Linked DNA regions of Homo sapiens: region 2 is linked to region 1. Evidence: read pairs that join two places in POLR2A ChIA-PET (ENCODE). Cell type or tissue: Caco-2. All regions are shown on one strand. Each heading gives the region's core, and the rest is flanking DNA. Links, peaks and the distances in the headings are about the cores only. Region 1 overlaps MYBL2 (MYB proto-oncogene like 2). Region 2 has its middle 11 kb from the start of L3MBTL1.

Evidence for each region. Peaks named below come from ENCODE experiments on the same cell type or tissue, not always from the same donor. Only the 100,000 strongest peaks of a DNase experiment are listed, where the experiment ranks them.
Region 2: POLR2A ChIA-PET joins it to region 1 with 9 read pairs; 2 of 35 experiments call an interaction of 5 or more read pairs at or near these places.

Annotation. Positions count from the first base shown.
Region 1 is chr20:43,681,949-43,687,325 of GRCh38, reverse strand. MYBL2 (MYB proto-oncogene like 2) reads right to left here. Exons shown (of 14, transcript NM_002466.4): 4 at 4,440-4,532; 5 at 254-474. Among named protein-coding and RNA genes, the nearest start is that of MYBL2, 18 kb to the right of the region's middle. In Caco-2, for the core only: no CTCF peak of the experiment used is centred there; no DNase peak of the experiment used is centred there.
Region 2 is chr20:43,493,547-43,498,923 of GRCh38, reverse strand. No RefSeq gene overlaps it. Among named protein-coding and RNA genes, the nearest start is that of L3MBTL1, 11 kb to the left of the region's middle. In Caco-2, for the core only: no CTCF peak of the experiment used is centred there; a DNase peak (open chromatin) is centred at 2,633; H3K27me3 peaks cover 345 bases.

The DNA of each region.
Region 1 (5,377 bases), core at 233-5,232:
CTCCAGGGTTCCCGATTTCTTGCTGAGGCCTCCCTTATCACCATCTGTTCTTTTAAGCTGACAGAAGACAGGGCCTTCCCTGGGGAACCACCCTTCCTCCTGACTATGCATGCCTCTGGGAGCCCTGGAGCCGAGGCTGGGTGTTACAGAACAAGAGCACAGGACCACAATACCCACCCAGGAACCCTCCTCCATCAGAAACACGGGCCTGGCCTCCCGGGAACCTGTCCCAACCCCCAAGAAGACAGCTTACCTCCCTGGCAACATCTTGGCGATCTCGGCCCAGCGGTTGCCCAGCACCTTGTGGGCCTCGCAGATGATGCGGTCCTCCTCCTCGGTCCAGCAAGACTTCTTCACCTCAGGGTTGAGGTGGTTGTGCCAGCGTTCACGGCACTGCTTCCCCAGCCGGCCCTTCAGGTGCTTGGCAATCAGTGTCCACTGCTTTGTGCCATACTTCTTAACCAGCTCGATGACCTTAGAGAAAAGTCTCTGGGTAGCCACTTGCACCGGCCCCTCTCTCGCCCCCACCATAGCCCTTCACATCCACCTGAGCCTTGCCATGGCCCTGAGAGGTGCCACCTACCACATCCCCTCAGGCAACACTGAGCGAGCTGCAGGGGATGCCACCCAGGATGACTTTGTGTAGCCCACAGGGCCTACCTGAGGATCTGACCGCATCCCTCTCATTTATTGCCTGGAATAAATCTAGGCCAAGAATACCAGAGACCCTTTCTAGAGTAGAGATCAAGTGGGGGTAAACAAAGGCGCCAGAGTCCTGCTTCCCTCTCCAGGGCTCAACCCAATAAGCTAAGTAGAAAAGAGCAGAGGGATGAGGAGGAACAACACACACGGAGTCCAAACTAAAGGTGGGAAACAGACTTTCCCACACCAGCCAGGCCCCAGGCTGCCACAAGACCCTCCAGCACTTCCATGGAAATTGGGAGGGCACAGGCTGAGCCATGGTAGCAGGCATCGCGGGCTGACCTAGCCAGACCTGAGTCCCCACCTGCCCTCAGTCAGGCTTCCTAGCTCAGGACACAAACCACAACATACGCAGCCACAAGAGCCAGGCCAGGCCCCACCTACACAACAGACACACGCGTTCTCATGTGCACACAGGCCACAAGAAACTGGGAAGAGTGGATGCTTCTTTTGGCAAAGATTTTGGTGAAGAAATATTTGACTTCACTTCTGTATGGTTTAAATTTTTATAGCAACCACATATCACTTTGATTTTTTTTTTTAAAGATTTTATGTTTTCACTTTTTATTTTTTATTTATTTTTTTTGAGACGAAGTTTTGCTCTTGTTGCCCAGGCTGGAGTGCAATGGCACGATCTTGGCTCACCACAACCTCCGCCTTCCGGGTTCAAGTGATTCTCCTGCCTCAGCCTCCCAAGTAGCTGAGATTACAGGCATGCACCACCATGCCCGGCTAATTTTGTATTTTTAGTAGAGACGGGGTTTCTCCATGTTGATAAGGCTGGTCTTGAACTCCCGACCTCAGGTGATCCGCCCGACTTGGCCTCCCAAAGTGCTGGGATTATAGGCGTGAGCCACCGCCATTTTTTTGAGACAGTGTCTCACTCTGTCGCCCAGGCTGGGGTGCAGTGGGGCGATCTCAGCTCACTGCAACCTCCGTCTCCTGGGTTCAAGCGATTCTCCCGCCTCAGCCTCCTGAGTAGCTGGGATTACAGGCACACCAAGACACCTGGCTAATTTTTGTATTTTTTGGTAGACAGGGTTTCACCATGTTGGCCAGGCTGTTCTCAAATTCCTGGCCACACCCAGCCAAAAAAGTATTTTCAAACTAAATTTTATTTTATTCTTAAGAGACAAGGTCTCAGGCCAGGCCCGGTGGCTCACACCTGTAATCCAAGCACTTTGGGAGGTCGAGGCAGGTGGATCACCTGAGGTCAGGAGTTCAAGACCAGCCTGACCAACATGGCAAAACCCCGTCTCTACTAAAAATGCAAAAATCAGCCAGGCGTGGTAGCATGCACCTGTAATCTCAGCTGCTCCGGAGGCTGAGGCAGGAAAATCGCTTGTCCCTAGGAGGAGGAGGTTGCAATGAGCTGAGATCATGCCACTGCACTCCAGCCTGGGCAACAAGAGCGAAACTCCATCTCAAAAATAAATAAATAAATAAATTTTATTTCATTCTTTTTTTTTTTTTTTTGAGACAGAGTTTCGCTCCTGCTGCCCAGGCTGGAGTACAATGGCGCCATCTCGGCTCACTGCAACCTCCGCCTCCCCACTTCAGGTGATTCTCCTGCCTCAGCCTCCCAAGTAGCTGGGATTACAGGTATGGGTTACCACACCCAGCTCATCTTTGCATTTTTAGTAGAGACGGGGTTTCGCCATGTTGGTCAGGCTGGTCTCAAACTCCTGACATCAGGTGATCCACCCACCCCAGGCTCCCAAAATGCTGGGATTACAGGTGTGAGCCACCACGCCCAGGTGTTTTCTTTTGTGTTTTTTTTTTTTTAAGAGACAGGGTCTCACTCTGTCACCCAGACTGGAGTACAGTGGTGTGATCGTAGCTCACTGTAACCTCGAACTCCTGGGCTCAAGCAATCCTCCCAACTCAGCCTCCCAACTACAGGCACCCCACCACCACGCCGAGTTACTTAAAAATTAATTTTAAGGCGAAGTGCCAGCCATGGCTCATGACTGTAATCCCAGAACTTTGGGAGGCCAAGGCGAGAAGATAGCTTGAGCCCTGTAGTTCAAGACCAGCCTGGAAAACATAGGAAGACCCTGTCTCTACAAATTAAAAAAAAAAAAAAAAAGGCCGGGCACAGTGGCTCACGCTTGTAATCCCAGCACTTTGGGAGGCTGAGGTGGGTAGATCACAAGGTCAGGAGTTCAAGACCAGTCAGGCCAACATGGTGAAACCCTGTCTCTACTAAAAATACAAAAATTAGCCGGGCGTGGTGGCAGGCGCCTGTAATCCCAGCTCCTCAGGAGGCTGAGGCAGAGAATTGCTGGAACCCAGGAGGCGAAGGTTGCAGTAAGCCAAGATCACGCCATTGCACTCCAGCCTGGACGACAGAGCAAGACTCAGTCTCAAAAAAATTAACAAGGAAAAAAAAAAAAAGAACAGGAATGGTGGCTCATACCTACAATCCCAGCACTTTGAGAGGCTGACGTGGGAGGATCATTTGAGCCCAGAAGTTCAACCAGCCTGGGCAGCATAGTGAGATACTCTCTCTACAAAAATTTTTCAAAAAGATTAGCCAGACATGGTGGCACATGTGGCACCAGCTACTTTAGAAGCTGAGGTGGGAGGATTGCTTGGGCCTGGGAGGTCGAGGCTGCAATGAGCCGTGATTATGTCACTGTACCCCAGCCTGGGTGACAGAGCGAACCCCCGCCTCAATCAATCAAAAAAATTAGCCAACACTCTCCAGCCAGTGCAACAGAGTAAGACTCGTCTCAAAAAAAAATTAATTTAAAAACGCCTAGTTCCAGGCCAGGCACGGTGGCTCACGTCTGTAATTCCAGCACTTTGGGAGGCTGAGGCGGGTAGATCACGAGGTCAGGAGTTCAAGACCAGCCTGACCAACATGGTGAAACCCCATCTCTATTAAAAATACAAAAAAATTAGCCAGGTGTGGTAGCACGTGCCTGTAATCCCAGCTAATCAAGAGGCTAAGACACGAGAATCGCTTGAACCCGGGAGGCGGAGGATGCAGTGAGCTGAGATCGCGCCACTGCACTCTAACCTGAGCGACAAAGCAAGACTCCGTCTCAAAAAAAAAAAAAAAAAAAATGCCTAGTTCCCTTCATCTCCCTCTTTCTCATAAGCCATGCCTGCCTCAGTGGAATGGCATCCTCTGGGCTGGTATCGAGGAGAAGAGATGAGGGAACTCCCAAGGTAGCCCCAGGCAGTCATGGCACTTATTGCCTCTTCTAGGTTGGGGACATCCCCAACCTCTCTGAGCCTTGCTCTCTCCATCTATAAAATGGGACTAACAACTTCTGCCCACCTCACAGGACTGCTGTGGCGATCAAAAGAAGGCATCTGTGCCCTGTGAAGGTCACAGGGTGCAATCATCATTAAATCAGGGATAGCAGCAGCTGCCATTTGCTGAGAGCAAATGTACAGAACCTGCAAGCCCCCTACAAGCATCACCTGCTTAATTCTCATGACAACGCTGCACTGCTACTGCTCCCCTCCATGGGTGGAACAAGAGAAGCCGAGTAATCAGCCCAATAGCCCTCAGACCATGAGTGAGGAAGCCTGGAGACACTCTGAAACTTGGAATCTCAGGGCTGGAGCCAGGGCAGCATAAGAGTGTCCAGACTGGCTGGTAGACAACTCACACCCAATGCTCAGCTTGACACCCCCAACCCCAACACAAGGCAATCTCACAGTCCCCAGGTACACTGGTGGGTGAAGACCCACTGTGTGCAAGGCACTGTCCCAGCAGTTACTTTTTGGTCTTCCTCTTTGGTCCATGGCCCCTTGACAAGGTCTGGATTCAAAACTCTCAGCCACCTGTACTGGCATTGCTGGTCAGTGCGGTTCTGGGAAAAGAACAGAAGAACAAACCAATCTGTGAGAACTTCTGGGACCTCGGGCTGGGGGCCTGGTTAAGTACTAGGCTCAGGGGCCTATGGCCTGGGACTAGGCACACCTTGGGTAGGTGTGTCCTGTTCCATGCAGCCACCACTCACTGCAAGCCCACATGCCGGAACATGGGCGGTTTCCCTTTGCTACACGAGAGGGCAAACTCGGTCCCCTGTGGGAAGCCGCTCCCTACCAACCGAACACAAGGGGCCACCATCACAAGTCTTTAATTCCTTGTACGTCAGGGACCCCTGCTTTTTTCTAGGAGAGCATTTTTATTCCCTGAAGAGTTCAGATTACACAGAAGAGGGGGAGATGAGGAAATGGGGCAGGAAAGGATCTGGTGACATGCTTTCTGAGCAGCCCAGGCAGTAAGACATATGGCAGCTCCTGCCACACCCCCTCCCTCCCAGACACCTGTGGGTCAGGGGTGGGAGGGCCTGAGAAGGAGGTCCTGAGGGGAACCCCCTCACCATCAGGAGGCTCTAAATACTCGAATGTGGTAGCACCTGCCAGCCCTGCAGGGGCCTCACCATGAAGCCTGCTGAAAGCATCACTTCCCCTCAGTTTCAGTCTCACTGTTGAGAAACCGAACACCTGTTCACTCCTGACTTACAGGAAGAAATGCAAATATGCACCACATGCTGCAAATGTCTCAGAGCCTGAAGACCACCAGGCATGCTGAGGAGCTGGAAGATGTTTACAGCAGTGTACCCTGAATGCCAGCTTGGGAAGAGAGATCCTACAAAGGTCCATTTGCCCTGTTTTATTTGGTTTTGTTTTCAGGGGCTGAGTAAGGAAC
Region 2 (5,377 bases), core at 230-5,229, 190 kb after region 1:
AGAGAAATAGAAGATACTTTTTTTTTTTTGAGACCAAGTCTTGCTCTGTTGCCCAGGCTGGAGTGCAGTGGTGAGATCTCAGCTCACTGCAAGCTCTGCCTCCCAGGTTCACGCCATTCTCCTGCCTCAGCCTCCCAAGTAGCTGAAACTACAGGCGCCCACCACCACGCCCAGCTAATTTTTTGTATTTTTAGTAGAGACGGGGTTTCACCATGTTGGCCAGTGTGGTCTCGATCTCCTGACCTCATGATCCACCTGCCTCGGCCTCCCAAAGTGCTGGGACTACAGGTGTGAGCCACCACGCCCAGCCAGAAGAGGAGGCTGGGCATTGTGGATCATGCCTGTAATTCCAGCACTTTGGGAGGCCGAGGTGGGCGGATCACCTGAGGTCAGAAGTTTGAGACCAGCCTGGCCAACACAGCGAAACTCTGTCTCTACTAAAAATACAAAAAAATTAGCCAGGCATGGTGTCGGGCGCCTGTAATCCCAGCTGCTTGGGAGGCTGAGGCAGGAGAATCGCTTGAACCCAGGAGTCAGAGGTTGTGCCAAGATTGTGCCACTGCACTCCAGCCTGGGCGACAGAGTGGGAATCCATCTTGGAAAAAAAAAAAAGGAGATAATTTTTAAAAGACCCAAATTAAACTTCTAGATATAAAAAATACAATGTTTGAGATGAAATATACACAGGATTTATCTTATAGTGCCAGAAATGAAAAGAAAAACAAAACACAATGATGGGCATTAATCAAAGGGGCAAAGGAAACAACAAGTGCTCCAAATGGCTGACACTGGAATAATTTGCACAACAAAATAAAGTAATATTGAATTATAAGCTAAAGAATAAAATAAATACCCAGGAGTCCATATTGATATAAAAAGATTGAATAATAAATACGGGAGATGAGACAAATCTCTCATGCAGAGGGATTCCAATGCAAAGGGATTAGATACTCCACCCTAAAGAAAAGGAAGCATAATTCCCCACCTGTCTTAGTCTGTTTTCTGGTGCATAACAGAATACCACAGACTGGACAATTTATAAACAATAGAAGTTTATTTGGCTTATGGTTCTGGAGCCTGGGAAGTCCAAGAGCATGGCACCAGCATCTAGTGAAGGCCTTTGTGCTGAATCATAACATGGCAGAAGGGCAAGTGAACATGGATAAAGAGAGGAAATTTGGCTAAACTCAACTTTTTTTTCTTTTTTTTTAAAGACAGGGTCTTGTGGCTGGGCACAGTAGCTCACACCTGTAATCCCAGCACTTTGGGAGGCCAAGGTGGGTGGATCATCTGAGGTAAGGAGTTCAAGACCAGCCTGGTCAAAATGGTGAAACCCCTGTCTCTACTAAAAATACAAAAAAATTAGCCAGGTGTGGTGGCAGGCACCTGTAATCCCTGAGAGGCTGAGGCAGGAGAATCACTTGAACCTGGGAGGCAAAAGTTGTAGTGAGCCGAGATCACGCCACTGCACTCTAGCCTAGGGACAGAGTGACAGAGCAAGACTCTTTCTCAAAAAAAAAAAAAAAAGATAGGGCCTCACTATGTTACCCAGGCTGGAGTACAATCACTGTTCACAAGAATCATAGCACACTATGGTTTTGAACTCCTAGGCTCAAGCAACCCTCCTGCTCCAGCCTCCCAAGTAGCTGGAACTATATCTTATTCAGCTGATGGTCAGCTTCATCCTTTTTATCAGGAACCCACTCTTGGGATAACTAACCCACTCCTGAAATAACAGCATTAATCCACTATGAGGGCAGAGTCCTCCTGACCTAATCACCTCTTGAAGGTCCTGCCTCTTAATTACATTGGTAATGAAATTTCAACATGAGTTTGGAAGGGGACACTCAAACCGTAGCACCACTCCTCAAGTGCGGGTTGCACAGAGTGACTTCCTTCGAAAGAGCACAGTATGGCAAGGGATGGGGAGGGAGATTAGTAACTTTACAGTGCGGGTATGGCTGTATGTTATTCAGAACATCAGAGACTGACAAATTTTCTACGGGGCTTTGGAAATTTACTGTTGCACTTACGTTTGTGAAAAAATAGGTCTATATCCACTAGGAAAATTTGTGTCGGCGAGGGCCAGAGCCTCGATTATTTCCTTTTCTCCTACTCTGCTAAATATCTGAACCTTGCTCTCAACACACCCTTAGAATTCATGTCTTACAATGATGCTGAGGAACCCAATGAAAAAAATCGAGCTGTATTAGTTTTCTATTGCTGCTGTAACAAGTTACCAGAAAGTTAGCGGCTTAAAACACCTAACATACCTTTTTTTTTTTTTTTTTTTTGAGACAGAGTCTTGCTCTGTCACCCAGGCTGGAGTGCAGTGGCGAGATCTCTGCTCACTGCAAGCTCCGCTTCCCAGGTTCATGCCATTCTCCTGCCTCAGCCTCCTGAGTAGCTGGGACTACAGGCACACACCACCACGTCTGGCTAATTTTTTGTATTTTTAGTAGAGATGGCGTTTCACCGTGTTATCCAGGATGGTCTCGATCTCCTGACCTCATGATCTGCCCACCTTGGCCTCCCAAAGTGCTGGGATTACAGGCGTGAGTCACTGCGTCTGGCCAAAACACCTAACATACGTTTATTATGTCATAGTTCTGGAGGTCAGAAGTCCAAAATGGGTCTCACTCAGCGTTAAGGTGTCAGCAGAGCTGCATTCCTTTCTGGAGGCTCTAGGAGAGGATCCAGTTTCTTGCGTGTTCTAGCTTCAAGAGGCTGTCTACATTCATTGGTTTGTGGCCCCTTTCTCCATCGTCTAAGCTATCAATTGCTGGTCAAGTTTTTCTCACACCGTATCACTATGACACTCACTCTTTGGCCTCTCTTTTCATCTTTTAAGGATGCTTGTTCTCACATTGGGCCCACCCAAATAATGTAGGAGAATCTCCCTATTTTAAACTCAGTGTATCAGCAAACTTAGTTCCATCTGCAACTTTAATTCCGTCTTGCCATAAAACATAACATATTTACAGGTTCCAGGGATTAGAATGTGACCATGTTTGGGGGATCATTATTCTGCCTAGCATACAAGGTAACAACAAAGTTGGTGTGATGGTTAATATTGTGTCAACTTGACTGGATTGAGGGATGCCAGCTGGCTGGTGAAACACCTCCTGGGAGTGTCTGTGAGGGTGTTTCCAGAGGAAATTGACATTTGAGTAAATGGACTGGGAGAGGAAGACCTACCTTCAATGTGGGTGGGCACCATCCAATGGGCTGCCAGCATAGCTAGAACAAAGCAGGCAGAAGAAGGGATATTCAGCTGGCTATGTCCTCTAGCGTGCTCTCTCTGTCTTCCTGTGCCAATGCTTGCTTCCTCTCCTCTTGCCCTTGGACATCAGACTGCAGTTTGTTGGGCCTTGGACTCTGGAACTTAACACCAGCAGCATCCTGGGGGCTCTCAGGCTTTCAGCCTCAGACTGAAGGCTACACTTGGGCTTCCCTGGTTTTAAGGCTTTCAGACTTGGACTGAGCCAGGCTGCCACCTTCTCTTTTTCCCCAGCTTGCAGATAGCCTACGGTAGGACTTGTCTTGTAATCAATGTGAGCCAATTCTCCCTAATAAACCCTTTTTTATATATACATATATCCTATTGGTCCTGTTCCGCTGGAGAACCCTGACTAATACAGTTGGTCAAGTAACTGATTCTCTTATGAAGTGCCTGGCATTCACATTCACTTTCATGGTGTCACTGTATACTGAGATAAGCTGATAAAAGTTATTGATACATATACATTAGAAGTAACCACTCACTTAAAAAAAAAAAGAAGAACAAAGAAAGAAACCCCACAGGAAACAAAAAATTAAAATAAGTTTTTCCAGAATAGGCAAATTGTGCAGGCATTGGGAAGGTTGGTCATGTAAATGTCATAATACTGATCCTAGGGTTACAGGTGGCAACTTGGAGAGGTAAATCCAATGGAGGTAAATCTCGTCCAATGGAGTTGAACCAGAGCAACTCCATCTTGAGTAGGGGCTGGGTAAAATGCCACTGAGACCTACTGGGCTGTATTCCCAGACTGTTAAGGCATTCTAAGTCACAAGGTGAGATAGGATGTCAGCCCATGATACAGATCATAAAGACCTTGCTGATAAAACAGGTTGCAGTAAAAAAGCCGGCAAAATCCCACCAAAACCAAGATGGCGACAAGAGTGACCTCTGGTATGCCTCACTGCCACACTCCCACCAGCACCATGACAGTTTACAAATGTCATGGAAACGTCAGGAAGTTACACTATATGGTCTAAAAAGGGGAGGCATGAATAATCCAACCCTTGTTTAGCATATCATCAAGAAATAACCATAAAAATGGGCAAGCAGCAGCCCTTAGTAGGGTCAGTTTTTTGTTGTTGTTGTTGTTTTTTTTTTTTGAGACAATCTTGCTCTGTTGCCCAGGCTGGGGTGCAGTGGCGCAATCTCAGCTCACTGCAACCTCTGCCTGCCGGGTTCGAATGATTCTCCTGCCTCAGCCTCCCGAGTAGCTGGGATTACAGATGCCCACCACCACGCCCGGCTAATTTTTGTACTTTTAGTTGAGACAGGGTTTTGTCATGTTGGCCAGGCTGGTCTCGAACTCCTGACTTCAGGTGATCCGCCCGCCTCAGCCTCCCAAAGTGCTGGGATTATAGGCGTGAGCCACCGCACCCGGCCTGGAGTAGTCATTCTTTTATTCCTTTACTTTCTTAATAAACTTGCTTTTACTTTACTCTGTGGACTCGCCCTGAATTCTTTCTTGCATGAGATCCAAGAACCCTCTCTTGGGGGTCTGGATCAGGACCCCTTTCCTGTAACACATGTAAGTGATTCTTTTTGGAATGTATGTGCAGCAATCACCAAAACAACAGAAGCAGGGGGTGAGTGCAAAGCACATGAGGATGTTTCTGAAGTGTGTGCCCCAGAAGCTCGTGGCAGCTCAGGAGGCTCAGCTCATGTAAGTGGTTTTCTGGAGCACTTTGTACTGCAGGGTGAATCTCGTGGCAGCCAGGGCCACTGCAAAGACTGAAGCAACATTTGATTTGACAAATTCTTGTTTCATAAAAGGACTGTGTAACTCCCTCAACTTTTACATAACAGGATTGGATCTATGAGACCTAATGACGTGTACGGAATTAGATTTCATTTGTGGGAGACTGCAGCATTTTGAATAGCACAATGTATAAACCAGGAACTTTTGGGCTATGTCCCCAGGGACATAAAAGAAAAAAAGGATGCATGTAAGGGGGTGGTGGTCCCTGGAGGGAGAATTCCAAGTAATTCCCCTACTTCAACCAGAGTAGCAGCTGTGTGTGTGTGTGTTTTTTATCTGTTTGTTTGTTTTCTTGAGAAAGGATCTCACTCTGTCACCTAGGCTGGAGCCCATAGGCA